Linked DNA regions of Homo sapiens: region 2 is linked to region 1. Evidence: chromatin loops called from intact Hi-C (ENCODE). Cell type or tissue: Panc1. All regions are shown on one strand. Each heading gives the region's core, and the rest is flanking DNA. Links, peaks and the distances in the headings are about the cores only. Region 1 has its middle 190 kb from the start of UNC5CL. Region 2 has its middle 27 kb from the start of LINC00951.

Region 1 (8,332 bases), core at 28-8,027:
GTTTTTGCTTCACGTATTTTTCAGCCCTGTTTTTGTGGTCCACGCACATGTAGGACTGCATATCTTAGTGGATCGGCCATTTTGTTATCATGTAATGTTCTTCCCTGTTCCTGGTACTTTTCTTTGGTCTGAAGTCAACTTTTTCTGAAAGCTCCTCTTGCTTTCATTTGATTAACCTTTGCGTAGTATACTTTCTTAAACCCCTTTACTTTCAACCTACCTAAATTATTATATATGAAGTTTCTTATAGACAGCTTATAGTTGAGGCATGTATTTTTATCCACTTGACCAATTACTCTTTTAATTTATATATTTAGATCATTTATATTTAATGCAATTATTAATAATCTTAGGACTTAAATCTGCCATTTTAGTTTTTCTTTTCTGTTGTTCTCTGTTTTTAATTTCTCTGTTTTCCTTTTTCTGCCTTCCTGTGAGTGAAAGTAACATTTTTAGGATTCCATTATCATCTGTCTAGAGCATGTCTGAATGTATCTTCTAGAAATTTTTTTAGTGGTTGTTCTAGGTATTACATAATATAACGTAAGTTATCACAGTCTACCGGTATCATCATTTTACCAGTTTGAGTGAAGTATAGAAAACTTACTATCCCTTATGTTCCTTTACCCTCTCCTGTATATAATTATTAATTATGTTTTAATTATTTCCTGTACATTCACTGAGAGCCACATCAAACAGGGTTATATTTTTGCTTCGACCATCAAACATAATATAGAAAAGCCAAAAGGAAAAGAAAAGTGTATTACATTTACCATATTTTGTGCCCATTGACATTTCCAGGTTACCTGCTTGTCCTGATCCAAGTCTGGGATACATGAGGCAAAAAGAAAACCCAGGGAACTTACTACATATTGTTCCTCACCTCCTGAGTTTCCTAGCTGTCCTACCTTCTTTTCTCCTCATTTCAGAAACTTCTTGTGTCTGTTTTATATGTAATGTCCAGCGTATTTAGTTGTACTTATTGGGAGGAATAGGGAAAAGTGTGTTTTCTTGTCTTGTCTAGAAGTGATGTGACTAAGTGGATTTTAACTGCTCCTGCAATTACAGTTCGTGGCTTGAAATCTCCTTGCTCTTTCTTCTATTCTGTTGCTTATTCTGTTTCTTGGAATAAAAGTTAAATGTATCTTTAAATAATCTTGACCTCTTAGATTAATAGTTGATTTAACCTTTGATGGGTCGGACGGGGGCGGAATGGAGATGGAGCTACTAGAAAGCTATCAGTTAGAACAGCAAAAGACAGCAGGTAGACCAAATAGATATGCTAAATAGACACAGTGCTGGCTCCTGAGAGTTGCTTCCCCAGTGAGCTAAGTCAGTCTTTTTGCTCATTGCCTTATCATTCTTACATAACCTACACTACACTGCCTTATGAAATAAGAAAGGTTGCTAGACTGGAGTCAGGAGACCTAAGTTACAGATGACACTGTGACCTTGAGCAAGTGACTTGACCTTCCTCAGCTCTGTTTTATTCATCCTTAAAATGTGCTTGTTGGTGGATTAGTTCCTAAAGTTTCTTCCAGCTCTTATGGTTTGTAATTACTCTTCACAGACAGCTTCCCCACCACTACTACACACGCACATGCAAGCACCTGCAGGCAACTGCTCACCGACTACTTTGTCCTACAGAATTCTTTAAAGAGGATTTGGCAACATGCTTCTACAAGACATTTAAAACCTCACTCATCAGTTTTTGAAAATCTTGCTCATTTAAATTGTCACAGCTCAAGAGCCCTGGGATTTAAACCTTGGAAAGGGTAAGGCTTGTCAGCAGAATTTCTGTGTTAATTTGTAAAAAGCTAAGAGATATTAAAACTTTCCACTCTGCAGAAGGCAGTAGAGAGACTGCAGACAAGGAAACCCAGAGGGGTAGTAGAGGGAAAGTCACTGACAAATGCCTGCACTCTCAGACCCCGGTTTTTCCCCTGTCCTGCCAGTATCTCCAGCCCTACTGGAATAAAAGGGACATGAACTCGAGGGAGAGGAAAAATTGTAGCCAGTAGAGACAAGCTTAGAAGGAACAGGAACGAGAACAGGATCTGAACATAAACAGGCTTGAGATAGTCATGATTTATGAAAGATCAAATAGATATCTGCCCTCAAAGTACAAATACATTACAGAAAAGCTTATCCCATATATTTCCTCTTTGTCCTTTATCACTTAAGCTACAGAGATGATACCATTGGTTGAAATATTTCCAGGAAATGCTTGTTCACACATTAAATTCCTTAATACACAGTGATTGGACAAATTGCTCAAATCTACTAGAAGAAGGAAACTTTTTGAAATTACTAACACTTCCCATCCACTAATTTCTTTTTTAAAAAAATTACACCAAATGGGAGTGTTCTTTCCCAGGCAGTCACTAAAAATCATTGTCAGTGGTGAGAGTTGTTTCTGATAGACTTTTTGTGTATGGAAACTCAAAGGAGGCAGAAGAGACAGAGGCATTATGAGATGGGCCATGTGAAATACAAGATCATGTGAAATGATTGGGGAATCCAGAGAATGGAACCTTGGCTCAGGAGATCCTCTGGCTGGAAAAGGAGGACTGGAAGGGGGTCATGGAGCAGGCTTGGGGAAAAACGGGCTGGCCTCAGATCTTCTGTTACCACTACCCCTTCTCAAAATTATTTTCAGGGAATATTTTCATGCTGTCCTAAGTCATTTGGTAGACTTTGTTACTCAAAGGTTCATAGCATCTGAAGAACTGACAATATTTTGAGTATTTTACCAACGTATATATTTCTCCCCACCTTGAGAGACAATTGAAGGCTGACAAAAAGAGTTATTTACATCTATCTCTCTCTTGTCCTTTCTCATCTCCCTTTAACTTTCCTTCATTTCACAAGTGAAGGCCCATACTACCAGGCTGGTAGGGAAGACAGGAAAAGAGTATGCCTACAAGCCTCACAGGAAATGGAGAACAGCAGGAGGAGCTAGCACCAGCACCGTTTATGACTGCACAATGCACTGCTACATAACAGATGTTTAAAAATTCCTTGAGTCCCTAAGGCCTAAGATCATAAAAGAAGAGATCACAGAGAAATAACAAAGTATATAATACCATGATTATATGGTGCCAACAAAGCCAGAGTTTGCAAAAAAGAAGAGTGGCCAATAGATAAAATAAAGCAGAGTGAGCACTGGGGACTATGAGAATTGATTGGATTTTACCATTAGGATATTATTGATGACCGTAGCAAGGATGGTTTTATGGAGTTATTAGGGACTGAAAGCTAGATTGTACTGAGATACAGTAGAATAAAGACAAGTGGAAGCTAAGCAGCGAGCACCAAGTTTGAGAATAAAAATGTTGGTAACTTCAAGAGGAGGCTCAAAGGTGGTTTTTGAGAAAAATGAGCAATGTCTGTAGGCTGAGGGTGGGAATATGGAAAGGGGATGTTAAAGCTATCAAGGAAGCTGGGTTAATGGAGCAAGATTGCAGAGGAAGAAGTGAGGAAGGGTACAGTGGAAGGATTGGCCTAGGGTACTGAAGGAAGGAGGATGAGAGTCTGTGGGAATCCCAGTGGAGTTTGGATGAGTAATTGCTGCAGTTCTCTCAGCATCTCTGGGAGAGCACAGCCCAGCCTGGGCTTGGAGGGCTGTGGTATATCAGGGGCAAAGTTTCCATGAAAGCTTAAAAAGTAGGAGATTTTGACAACGGAGGGAGGATTTGGGAAAGCAGGTGGGGGAAGGAAGGGTTCATTATAACAGAAGCCAAGGCAATAAGCACCTGAGAGAAAAAAGCAGATAATGAAAGGAAAAAGAAAACTGCTACATTTTTTCATGTGGAAATTGATGGTTATAAAAATAAAATCAGAAATCACTGACCTACAAAATTCAACTTCAGTGTGAGTCCCTGTGGTGGCAGAACTTTCAAGGTGGTAACTGTGGTGGATTTATGGAGGAGTTGGTGTGGGCCTTTGTCTTGCTGAGTTAAAGGCAGATATCTTGGGTGTGCACAGCAACAGAGAGGGCTCTGATCTTTCTCCATGGAGAGACGTCTTAATGTATAGGGAGTAGGGAGGGCCCTGGTCTGGTCCCAGCAGGGACTGTCTTGCAGTGAACAGACACACTAGGTATTAAGTAGATCAAAGAAAGATGATGTGAAAGTCTAGGAAGTTTTTAGGGGAAAGAGTCAAGCTTAGACTGCATATTAAGAAGATAAGGTAGTTTCTGGCAGGAGGCTTTGGACATGGATGTGGTGGGAGAGGAGGGAGAGAGGAGACCGTCCTACTAGAGGGTGCCTGTGGGAGAAGGGAGGCTGAGGTCCAGGAGACCTGTAAGTTACAAATTTTGTGTCTTCTGCGCCTCCTTGTGGTCAGCCATTTCCACTCCCAGCTCAGCTCTCAACTTTTCTCCTCACTGGTTTCTGTCTAAATGCCTCAGCATGGTCTCTGAGGTCTCTTGAATAGTCAGCTTCCAAATGGCTCTGCCTTCCCAACAGCCTCCTTCCTGTAGTAAGCATGCCAGTATCGCCCAGTGAGTAGATAACTTTCTCATCGCCTCACCTGGTTCATATATTTGGGTGTTATGGCCACTTGGTGCACCTCCTCTTTCTCTCTCCAGCCTTCCCAGATGAGCACCTCTCTGTTCTCACTGAGTCCTGGGGAAACTGGTCAACAGCTTGATCTTGGGTATCTATAAGACATCATTGCTGGGTTGGATTTGGCTAATTAGTGGCTGCGTGGTCTAGGTAAGTTAATTAACTCACTCATCTTGGGTTAAGGATGTAGTCACATAACATACAGATATGTCTGACACTCATAGTAAGTGCCTAGTCAGTGTTAGCTACTCTTACTACTAATGCATCCTTTGTCAGAATCCAACTCCAGGCAGACTTAGGAAAGCCTGCAAGTTAACCAGGGTCCTAACTATCATACCAAGATGCCATGCTAGCCGCCTACATGCCTAACAGATGCATCCCTTTTTCAGTATCCATTGCTTGCACTTCAGACCTTTGCCAGAGCCCTCCAACTCCAAATGTTCTCTCCAGAGTTCCGCAAAATTCAGTGGACATAATTGGGGAGGCAGAGGAGAGGCATTCTAGGCAGTACTTACACCGATTGCATGTACCTTGGAGGATGAAAATGACATCTAAATATTCATTCTTCCAAAAGCTACATTCTAGAATTGCAATATTTTAGCTTCAGGTGAAGGTGCTTTCTCAGAACTAGTTTGTTATTATGTCCTAATCCCATTAAAATTGAGATTAGGCCAAAAAAAACATTTTTGTAAATGCCTTGACATCATTTTTGTACCATCTAAAGAGAGCCAAAAGTGGCTTTTAGAGTTATTGCTACCTCTCTCAATTCATTGGTAGGCTTCTAGCTATTACATAATAAGAGAAAATGGAAGAAATGGAAGAAAATACCATTCATTAAGCCACTGAATAAAGTCACCTCTGAAAGTTGCCCTCCAGTGCTTGGCATCACAGAGGCTCCACTTATATAATAACTTCCTTTGGGTATATACCCAGTTATAGGATTGCTGGGTCAAATGGTATTTAAATGGTATATAATGGTATTATAAATCATTCTACTATAAAGACACATGTGCATGTATGTTTATTGCAGCACTATTTACAATAGCAAAGACTTGGAACCTACCAAGATGCCCATCAGTGATAGACTGGATAAAGAAAATGTGGCACATATATGCCATGGAATACTATGCAGCCATAAAAAATGATGAGTTCATGTCCTTTGCAGGGACATAGATGAAGCTGGAAATCATTATTCTCAGCAAACTATCACGAGGACAGAAAACCAAACCCCGCATATTCTCACTCATAGGTGGGAATTGAACAATGAGATCACTTGGACACAGGGAAGGGAACATCACACACTGGGGCCTGTCGGGGGGTGGAGGGCTAGGGGAGGGAGAGCGTTAGGAGAAATACCTAATGTAGATGATGAGTTTATGGGTGCAGCAAAACACCACGGCAAGTGTATACCTATGTAACAAACCTGCACATTCTGCACATGTACCCCAGGACTTAAAGTATAATAAAAAAGAAAACTTTCTTACTCTCCTCCTTCTCTTATCATCCTCCATCCTTCCCACTCGTACTCCCTCCCAGTGTGCAAATCTTAAAGAGACCAGCACCATTATTTATGACCATATTTTTAGTGGGTGAAGATTTGATCAGAAAAGGGATTGATAAGGAAAAGAATTCCAGAAATTTGGAATGAGCCAAGTGCTAAGATCCTGTGGTTACCCAGCTCTCTTACTTCTGATTGAGACAGGGGGAATTTGAGCTATGGGATTAAAATTGTCTCTCTACCACTTAATATTTCTCCTTTCCAACTGCATGTCACAAGGGCTGCTTCCGAAAGCTTTGCGCAAAATTCCGACGGCAACAAATTTCCCTGACTCTCTACTCTGTGTAATGCAACCACACAAACTCTTGTGCTTAATCTCTCTCTCACACACACACACACGTAAATCAGTGGTTCTCAAACTTGAGTGTATATCAGAATCACCCAGAGGTCTTAATAAACCACAGCTAGGTTGGGGTAGGACCTAGTAATATTTCCTACAGGTTACCAGGTGATGCTGATGCTGCTGGCCTGGAAACCATACTGAGAACCGTCGAAGTAAAAGTCTTCTCCTTTTCTAGCCTCAACAACTATGCCTGTAGCTGAAGACTACACAGTTACTCATCACATCTAAGCTCATAACACTGATTCATCTTCACTCCTAAGCCTGGAGCCGAGCTGCTCCCTGCACACTGGCTCTCGACTCCCTGGGTGTGCCTCTGTCTTAGTTTATAGCAGGCCATAATCCATCTTGTGGCACTCACCCTATCTTGACTGCAGAACTTGCCATCTCTATTAGTCAGCTCAGGCTGCTATAACAAAGTATCACAGGCTGAGTGGATTGAGCAACATAAATCTATTTTCTCACAGTTCTGGAAGCTAGACGTCCAAGATCAAGGTGCTGGAAGGGTTGGTTTCTTCTGAGTTCTCTCTCCTTGGCTTGTAGGTAGCCATCTTCTCCTCCCTGTGTCCTCACCTGGTCATCTCTGAGTGTGTTTCTGTGTCCTTATTTCCTCTTCTTAGACGGACAGCAGGCATATTGTATTAGGGTGCTTGTTAGTGACCCCATTGTAATGTAACCACCTCTTTAAAGGTGCTATCTCCTAATACAGTCACATTCTGAGGTCCTGGGAGTTAGGACTTTAACATATGAATTTCGGGGAGGGACACAATTTAGCCCCTAAGCGAGATGCGCCATTTTTCACACCTCTCACCCTCCACCTCTTCACATTCTTCTTGCTGTTTTATTCTCTCTTCTGCCAGCTTCCTGAGGGGGCCCAGAGCCTCACAGGCCTGAGGCTAATTGTGGTGCAGGGGCTCACGAGGGGTGGGTTTTGGTGATCTGCACACCGACACCTACCTCTGTGAGGACTCTGTAGTCAACACCCTAGATAAGCAGGGCCCAGTCACAGGGAAAAGGGTAACAAATTGCTTGCAGAGGGACAACTGGCTTAGAGCTGGGTTATTATTCTTGTAATCTCCAGATCACAAGCAGCAGGCTGCACTGGGCTCTGTTGGCACGTACCTCTTCGCTCCACTTGGGAATGGTACTGGACAAAACTAGAGGAGAAAGAGGCTGAAGGGCCTGTTTGCCTGGAACCCATACTCTTTTTCAAGTTAATGCAAACAGCTCCAAAAACCCACTAGAAATCTCTGGTCTATGGAGGAGAAAATGACCTCCCCCCATGGCTAGCAATAATTCCTGATGCTTTTTATGCTTTACATGGCTTTCTTCCACATGATGACGTTTGATCATGATGCCAGCCCCATGGGGTCAGCCAGACTGCTATAATTATACCCCATATTAGAGATTAAGAAACAAGTCTAAGTAAACAAAACAAAGACTTAGGTTATGATCCACCCCCAATCAGAGGTCTGCCCTCTCAATTATACTCTACTCACCTCAGTTCTTTTCTCTTCTAAGCATTTCCCAAAATGTGGCCATTCACATAGCTTGTTTGCATTTTTGGCTATATTCATCCAAGCACCACTCACTGATTAATGAAGTCCATGGAAGATAAGGTCCTGATTTGAGTTTGGTACTAAGCAATATATTGAATTCCCAGGGGTTTGGTATGCTATTTTTTTCTAATATGCATTAAAAATAATTATTAACTCCTATTACTTTAGGATATACTTTCCATCTCACACTCTCTTCCCTCTGCGGGGCTACAGAGGCATCTTGACAGCAATGTTTTTCAAACTCTTGGCTGCAATCCACAATAAGAAATAAATCATATGGCAACACAGTACTCACATACATGCACAT
Region 2 (8,332 bases), core at 89-8,088, 520 kb before region 1:
AACAGAAATCAAGTTAATGGCAGGACATGACAGAAGGAAGGTAATGCAGTGACCTGGTTATAGGTGTTGGAGGGGCCAAGAGCCAAGTGGGACAGTGAAGAAACTTCAAAATCAGCAACCTCAAGAAGCTCCTGCCAGCTCGAGGGCTGGTGGCAGGGGAGTGGTGTTGACAGTGCCTGGGAGCCAGGGCCACCCATGAGAGCTGGAACCATGCCAGCCTACAGGTCAGGAGCTGAGGCCACTGCCAGAGGAGCCTCCCCAGAAAGGAGAGCAGGAAAGACACCTGCAGCTTCTCCCCCAAACCCTAAACTCCCCCAAGGGAAACAGAACCCAACAGGCATAGAGTCTGGAGTTGCAGAGGAGGGTGGGTGGTTGTATGTTTCGAGGAAGGGCCTTGAGGACAAACAGGCAGGAGACCAATACCAGGGAATTTCCAGACCACTGTGTACTGAGATTGTGAAGCAACTTCTTCAGGATCCCGCAGCCTGGTTAGGGACCTGGTTGGGGACCTGGTTTGGGACCTGGCTAGGGATGCAGCCAAGGATTTTACCCTGACTGCCCATCCTGGGTAGGATCTCTCTGGCTTTCTGTCCCAGCCCTCCTCTGTAGGACCAAGAGCTGCTTTGCAGACAGGTGGCTGAGGAAAAAGGTGTGGTCCCTGGCTGCTGGAATCAGTCAGTGTGAAGCGAGGGAGGGGTTGTGGGTAACAGCGCCTCTGCTTCCTCTCCACCTCTTTCACCCTGTTCCCACATTTCTTTTCATCTTCTTCACCTTCTGGGAACCCCTCCTACCATGTTCTTAAACCTATATCTTGGAGGTAATGGCCACTCCCGACCTTTTCTCTCTGGGATCCAGCCACTTGAGTTGCTATGGCAGAGACAATGCTCTGTGTTCACCTCCCCATTTCCTCTGTCTGAGCACGTGGCAAGGTTATATCTCCCAGCCTCCCTTGAGGTGAAGTTAACCCATCCATGTGACCCGTTCTGGCCAATGGGCTGTGGGCAGTGGATCCCCTCTGGTCCAAGGCACTTAAAACCAGGTGTGAGTTCTCCAAGTTCTCCTTTTCCTGCTACAGTAAGCTGAAGCCCACTCATGTTGACATGACATCAGTGGACAGAAGGGATCCTCAAGGAGAGGACAGCTGCCTTGGAGAATCAGACATCCTACACTGGACTTTACATGTGCAAAAAGTAAATTTTTATTGTATTAAGATACCAAGATTCAGAGGTTAATTTTAAAAACACACAAACAACAACAACAACAATAAAAACACATCATAGCCTGGTATTACCAAAACACAGTTGCTATATGCTATAATGATTTCTCCCAGAAACAGAGTGAGACCCCTCTTATATTCTTCCACAGGCCCCTGAGTGGCCCTTGTCCAGTTTAAGGCTGCAATCTCCATGGAGGCATCCCCAAGCCTGGCACAGTAGCTGGCACAAAAGAAAAACTGAGTAAATAGTTGTTGACTAAATGAACAAGTGAGTGAACTAATGAATAACCCAGGACCAGCTAAGAACATCTTAGAATGAGATCATGGTTTATCCTGGAGCACCAGAAGGAAAACACCCAGTCCAAGAGGGCGGAAATAGAATTCAGGGAAACCTTGACAGATTAGAAAAATGATCCATTCAGGATGGGTGAAATACAAGGCAAGGCTTGTAGAAATTCAACACAAGCCTCATCAATCCAGGGGGAGGTGAGGAGAAACCCAACGGGACCCAGGATCATAGGGGACTGGGAGTCTAATAACATCCTTAGGGAAGGACCAGCCTCTTCCATGCTGGGACAGGACCCAGGAAGGAGGAATCGGCACATGCCAGGCAGGGTGTGATCATCCCACTGCACTTGGCCTTCTCCCGGCATCTAATTTTAGCTGTCACATTTAAGAAGGATTTGGAAGCTCTGGAGCACAGCCAGAGCCAATAGGAGAAATGATGAAAGGTTGAAAAAAATAGAACCTGTAGGAAAAGTCCAGGAGAGGTGGGAGTTAAATGGGTCTGGGAGAGGCAGCTGTATGCAAATGAGCAGCTCTTTAGTTTGAGGAGGGTGGGGAAGCCAGAACTGGGGGACATTGATTTATACAGCAGCAAGAAAGGTTTAAGTTAGACTCCAGGAAGTGAAACTTGATGAAGGCTTCTGGTGAACTAAGTACTTCCCTTGGCTGCCCCCCTGCTCAGGAGGCCCTGGTAGACCCCTCCCTTGTCCCACAAGGGGCCAGGCATGAGGATGACTGGAAATGTGAAGTCCTAGAGGGCTGTAAAGGCAGGAACTATCTGATACTGTCCCTGGGTCATATGACAAGCAAGGAAAGAGTGTGAGCAGGGTCTGTCTGCTCTGGTTTCTGGGCCTGATGCAGGGGCTGGAGCAGATGACTTCTGTGGGTGGGGATTCCTCACATGGCATGAGGAAACAGTGATGTTTCAGGAATTGGATACTTTTCACATTTCCTCTAGGTTATCTCCCATATGGCTATATCCCTAGGAAATGTCTCACATCAGTTAAGGCAGTTGATGCATTCTAACTATGACCCTGGGATCAGCTTTAGGAAAGGGGTCGCCAAGGATTGACGGAGCCTAATGCATCCCAGGATGTCAGAACTAAAAGGATTGTGGCAGATTATCCAATCCAACCTCCCAACCCTTTGCAAGTGAAGACACTGAGCTCTGGGGAGCTTTCAGAAATTAGAACATCAGTGGTGAAATCAGCAGCATACCCAGGTCCCTGGATGTCTGACCCAGTGTTCCTCCAACCAGCTCATGTTTGACTCTCAAAGTGAGAGCCACGAGGCCAGGGAAGAGGTCAGGATGAACACAGAAGGATAGAGGCCTGGAAAGGGGTGATGGGGCCAGAAATGGGGAAGGGGCAGGAAGGAAAAGAGAAAAGAAAGCTTTCCCTCTCTTGGGCTGGGTGGTGAGAGGAGCCAGGCAAGATTTTCTGTTGTTTTAGAGAGAGCTAAGGGTAGAGGGCTGGTGTGGGAGGCAGGGCTGCTGAGGGGGGCCTCTCATGGGGGGCTCCTTTGGGGTCAGCACTTTCCTAGCTGGCTGGCTTCATCCACCCACCTTCCCTAGATTTCCCCACTTCCTACATTCTCACCTGCCCCTTCCGCCAGTTAATCTCTGAAACCACAGGAAGAGTGGGGTTCTGGGGGCAGATAGAGGAGGTACTGTGAACGGGGTGTGATGTCCTAGAGATGTCACCTGGAAACAGATGTGTATACCCCAGAGGATGCCTGAGCCCCCTCCAGGTCCCTCACCAACATCTCAAAGCACAAAATGGTATCCAGTGTGCTGAAGACCTACTCACGGTAAGGGCTGGAGCAGAGAGGAGGATCAAGAGGCTTCCAAGTATGCGTTCCCTGCCGGAGAAAGCCGGTCTGGTTTCCCTCGCTGGAGGGCCTCTCGATTCTCAGGCTTCCATCAATGTGTGAGCAGGAGCCTTGCACCAATGTCCCTCTCCCAGGTCACACACCTCTAGGACCTCTGCGTCCATCCTCCTGCCTAAGCATTTCCCTGACGCACCTCCAAGTGGCGTCCTCCTCTCCACAAGGGAGCAGTCTCTGGGCTTCCTCCAACTTTTCTCATGCTTTTAAGCTAAGCCACAGCCCCTCACTGGGATCTATGGAAGAAGGACCACTCCTAGCTGTGCTGGGGAAACTGCCAATGCAGTGATCTCCCCACTCCTCTACTTGTTCCTAGAGACCCTCCTCTATCTTATCTAGCTCACCGGCCCACCTGTCCTCTCCTCCCTTTCTTCCGTAAGGATGCTGCAGCCACCCCTGCACCTGGCCGCAAGAGGGCACCATGCCCTCACTGCCACCCCAGCTCTCCAGCCCACTCCTACCTCTGCCTTCCTTATAGTCCTGCCAGATCGCACTTGGCAGAAAGGAGCCAACTAGGAAATCCCAGGATAATCTAAGAGGTTTATGTCAAAAGGTTTACAAGGGAAAAGGTAGGTAAAAATAAGTGCCTGGCACTCTGCCAGCTGCTGGGGATTCAAAGGTGAATAAGACCCCTACCTGCCCACTTCTTAGTCTCAAAGAGGAGACAGGTAATTACTGTGCAGTAGGTGAGCCCAGGAGGGTAGAGAAATGCAGCCTGCTGATGTAACAGCCAAGAGGGGCTCCCTGCCCCCAACTTCACCAGGGGCTCAGGGAAGATTCCTAGAGGATTCCTGAAAGGTGAGTAGGAAGCAGCAGGTGAGGGAGACAAGGGCAAATCAGGAGGCAGGAACAGCAAGCCCGGGAGTGGGATCAGCATGAGCAGAGGTTGGGAGGCATGAAAGATTTAGAGTGGAACATAGGGTAAGTTGACTTTGTCATATTCCAGGCACCAGGTTCTGTTCCTCTCCTTTCCTGGTCTGAGGAATGCCCAACTGTGGGAGCTTTCAGTGCTACCCTAAGAAGCCTAGCAGAGTTCCCAGGCCCTCCTGCAGCCCTGCCCTCCTCCTTTTCTCTGGGGAGGAGCGGAGTGTCCGGGCTTGGGCGAAGGTGCTATCACTCAGTCCTCATGGTGTTCCCTGGATGGTGACCTCCTGATTCAGGTTGTTATTATTCCCATTTTGCTGATGAGAAACCAGGGGCTCAGGAAGATGGAGGAACCTGCGCAGGACTGCGTGGCAGAGCTAAGCCCCTCAGCCAGGGCTTCTGCCCCCAGCCCCTGTGGCCTGTGCTGCTTAGAAGGGACCGTATGGAAATCCCTCTCTCCCCATGTGGTCCAGAAGGCTGACACTAGCCATTTGAAGCAGATTTTTTTTTAATGGAGGCTTTCCAATTACAAAAGTAATAAATACTCATTATTTTAAAAATCAAACAATATAGAAATTCACAATATTCACAATATTGAAAGTAAAAGTATCTTATAATCCCACCTCTCTCTCCCCAAGGTAACTACTCTTAACAGTTTGATATGTATTTTTCTAGACTTTCCCATGGGTTTGCAAATATGATTGTACATTTTTAAAAAATGAAATTATGCTTTGCTGCAATTTGCTTTCTTCAACTTAACAGTCAGTCTTGAACTGTTCACATGCATGCATACTGATCTATAAAGTGGGGCTTCTTGTGATTCCCACTTATTGCTGAGGAAGCCAGGCTTCCTCAGGGAAGGTAAGCTTCCCCAACCACACAGCTCAGGAGGGACAGACTTACCAGCCCAGCCTGTCAAGATCTGGGGCAGCCAGTGGGGAGCTACACCCACCCACTCACTGCTTTTTCTCCCAGCAGCCTTCTCACTGTCCTCAGCTGCTAGGAATTTTTAGGAATGGATTTCTGTGTCATTTCTAATAGATCAGGAATATCCTAGCAAGACAGATTGTCAGAGCCTGTTGGGTGGTAAATCCAGGCTCATCCCTCTTGTATGCAGATCATTCCTTTTCCCCAGGAAGGAAGCTCTGGGTAGCAGCTCCCTGGGGGTGGGAGGTGGGGGCGGAATGAAGCAGCACAGGGCCGCTGACCCACCAGCCTCCTGAAATAGCCAAATATCCGGGCTGGTGAAGGCAAGTGCCACGAAATTCAGCCAGTAGCATCCCTTCACCTCTTGATCCTCAATGTGTGGTCTCAGGAGTAGCAGCCCTGGCATCCCTGGGGAGCTGGTTAGAAATGCAAAATCTCAGCCCACAGGCCAGACCCACTGAATCAGAATCAGCATTTTAACAAGATCCCTGGGGGAGTCCTATGCATAGTAAAGTATGAGTAGCTGGGGTTAGGCAGTATTCTGGTTCCTATAAAGCCAGCCCATGGCTTCTTTCCAGAAGTTTAGTTGATGAATTTGGTATTAGAAACTTAATAAGAGCTAGCAGTTACATGTAAGTTTCTATGTGCCAAGCAACATTGCAAGTGTCTTACTTATATGAACTCATTTAATCCTTACAAGGATGCTATGAGTTGAGGTATTATGATTATCCTGCTTTTACAGATGAAGAAACTGAGGTGCAGAAAATTTGCTTAATTTGCCTGAGGTCACATGCTAACCAGAGGGTGATCTGGGGCTTAAACTCAGGTCCTCCAGGATCTTAACCACCACAGCACACTGCCCTGCAAGTAGATGCACCCATCTGGCATGGAGCAGTTTTGACAGGTATCTCCAAGGTGGCATTTCTAAGTAGAGCTTGCCAACACATCTTGCTTTTCTCCCCCACCGTCTTCCCCCTTCCTAAAGACTGGTCACCTTGGAGAAGCTGCCAGAGCTCAACAGGAACCTCGCCACTGCTTTTGTGGTGATGCCAAGGCCAAGAAGTAATAGCAGCTTATTATATCTGCAAAACCCTTTATCATCTATTATGTCTCTTTATTCTCCAAGAACCAAGTGAGATGAGGCAGGTGTTACTATCCCCACCGGAAGAACAGGAAAGGAGCCTAGAGACACCCGGTGACTTAATCAAGGTCATGCAGAATGGAGGCTAGTAGCCAGGCCTCCTGACTTCTGGAGCATGTTCCTTTCATCTCTCTAGGATGCCCTCTTTTCTGGAAGACTCTATAGCAGTCCTCTCCACCCTGAAGGCAGCCAGCATCTCCTCTCAGTGCTTCTGCAGCTCTGCAGGGGAAACTGGGTCCCTGATGAAGCTTCAGCCTCTCTCCCAGGCTGCCTCCTGCCTGAAGCAATTATAAATCACGGCATTTTCCTTTCATTCAGACCTGATGTTTAATTCATCGCTATTCTGGCTGCTTTAATGCAGAGAACATTTATTCAGTGGAATAGCTTTGTTTTGCTTCCAAAGCTTTATTCTCCTGTTTAGAATACCATTGCTATTGCAGAGGGGGCTTCCTATTAGCCAGTTCAGAGACCCTCCCCCTCCTGCTCCCCAAGAGTGGCCCAGCCCTGCCATCTATGTGGACCCACCCCCGGGCTGAGAGTGAGCTTCACCTCCTGAGAAGGAGGAGTCCAGGCTTTTCTGTCCTTGGTCTAAGCACCTGACAATTTCAATTTGCTCACCACCTGCCTTTCTCCCAGCCACGTGCCTGGTGTGATGAGCTGCCTGGCTCCTAGATAGGGCTGCTACTGCCCAGGACACAAGAAGTTGGAAGGGCCTGGAGTGGGGTGGGGGTAGCACAGCTGTCGTACTTCCTTCTTGGAGCTCCTGCCTTGTGGCATTGACCACATCTTCAACTTCTTGCAGTCTAGATAAGTCTAGAACCTTGGACTCCAATCCCTGAATGCTGCACCACCTCCTGACGATAAACCTCCTGGGTGATCATTTCCATTGTCCTGGATCTCAGACTGCTAAGTGTCTACAAAATACCCATTCCTCCTCTATTTTGTATCAACAAAACCCTCAACTGAGCACCAGGCTTGAAACCCAGTTTACATATAAAACTACATTACCCAGCCTCTCTTGTAGCTAGGTGTGTTCATATGACTAGGTTCTAGCCACTGACAGCTAAGTGGAAGTGTTGTGTGAGACTTCTGTGAAGCCTTCCTAAACAAGAGAAGGCACAACTTTCTTAATTTATTTTCTGTTACTTATTAGCTGAAATGTAGATTTAAAGACTGGAACTCTAGCAGCCATTTTGAACCATGAGGTGGAAGCCACATACTGGGTCTAGGAGAGGCACAAGACAGAAGAAGCCAGGTCCCTGACACCAAGGATTCATCTTTCTGAGTGGTTGGCTCATCTCTGAATTTCTTTTACAATAGAAATAAGCTTCTATCTTGTTTTAGCTACTTTTGTTGTGTGTCTTTCAGATATAGGTAGCCAAATTAGTTCCTAACTGATGAAGACACAGCCATTTACTGCTTTCTTGATCTCCATGATGGAAGCTGCTTGTTTGCCAAGCTCACTGCCTGAACCAGTTTCTGATACAAGATTTAAGAATGTAGCACCTAATAGAAATGAAGGACAGAAGAGCTGCAGAGGAGGGAAGTGCAGTCTAGGACACAGAGTGAAGAATGAGTGGACTTAATTCAACCTGCTTGCAGTACAGATGGGAAGACTGCGTTTTGGAAATAATTAGTCATTAGCCCATAGCCCCAGAGCTAATAAGTGGCAAATTCAGGATTCGATACCAGAATTTTTTTACTCCAACCACCACTCCATTACCACTTAGAGAGAGCTTGGGACAACATGAGGGAAGACGTGCCACATCTTCCAATCTTGCCATGGTCTGGCGCTCTCTGTGAGAATTGGAGCTTGTCCCCACAGAGCTCTGTTCCTTTCTCCTTCTCTTGTGAGGTGCATGTATTTATAAAGCAACAGACTTCTTATTATCATACAAAGCAGATGCAAGGGAAGGAATCAGCTCTTTGTGGGGCAAAGCTACCTAGTAAGAGGTGAGCTTCCTCTACCCCATCTCAGGCTGCAGGAGGGTGGCTTCCATTTTTCCATACCCTGC

Evidence for each region. Hi-C counts contacts between places; a loop is a spot of excess contacts. Peaks named below come from ENCODE experiments on the same cell type or tissue, not always from the same donor. Only the 100,000 strongest peaks of a DNase experiment are listed, where the experiment ranks them.
Region 2: it touches region 1 in a loop (3-fold over the local background); 20 of 110 quality-filtered maps call a loop at or near these places.

What each region holds. Positions count from the first base shown.
Region 1 is chr6:40,841,469-40,849,800 of GRCh38, forward strand. No RefSeq gene overlaps it. Among named protein-coding and RNA genes, the nearest start is that of UNC5CL, 190 kb to the right of the region's middle. In Panc1, for the core only: CTCF peaks have their summits at 4,348 (motif pointing left) and 4,564; a DNase peak (open chromatin) is centred at 4,293; H3K27ac peaks cover 1,286 bases; H3K27me3 peaks cover 720 bases.
Region 2 is chr6:40,325,049-40,333,380 of GRCh38, forward strand. No RefSeq gene overlaps it. Among named protein-coding and RNA genes, the nearest start is that of LINC00951, 27 kb to the right of the region's middle. RefSeq lists enhancers at 4,639-5,277, 5,278-5,916. In Panc1, for the core only: a CTCF peak has its summit at 3,800 (motif pointing right); a DNase peak (open chromatin) is centred at 3,786; H3K27me3 peaks cover 202 bases.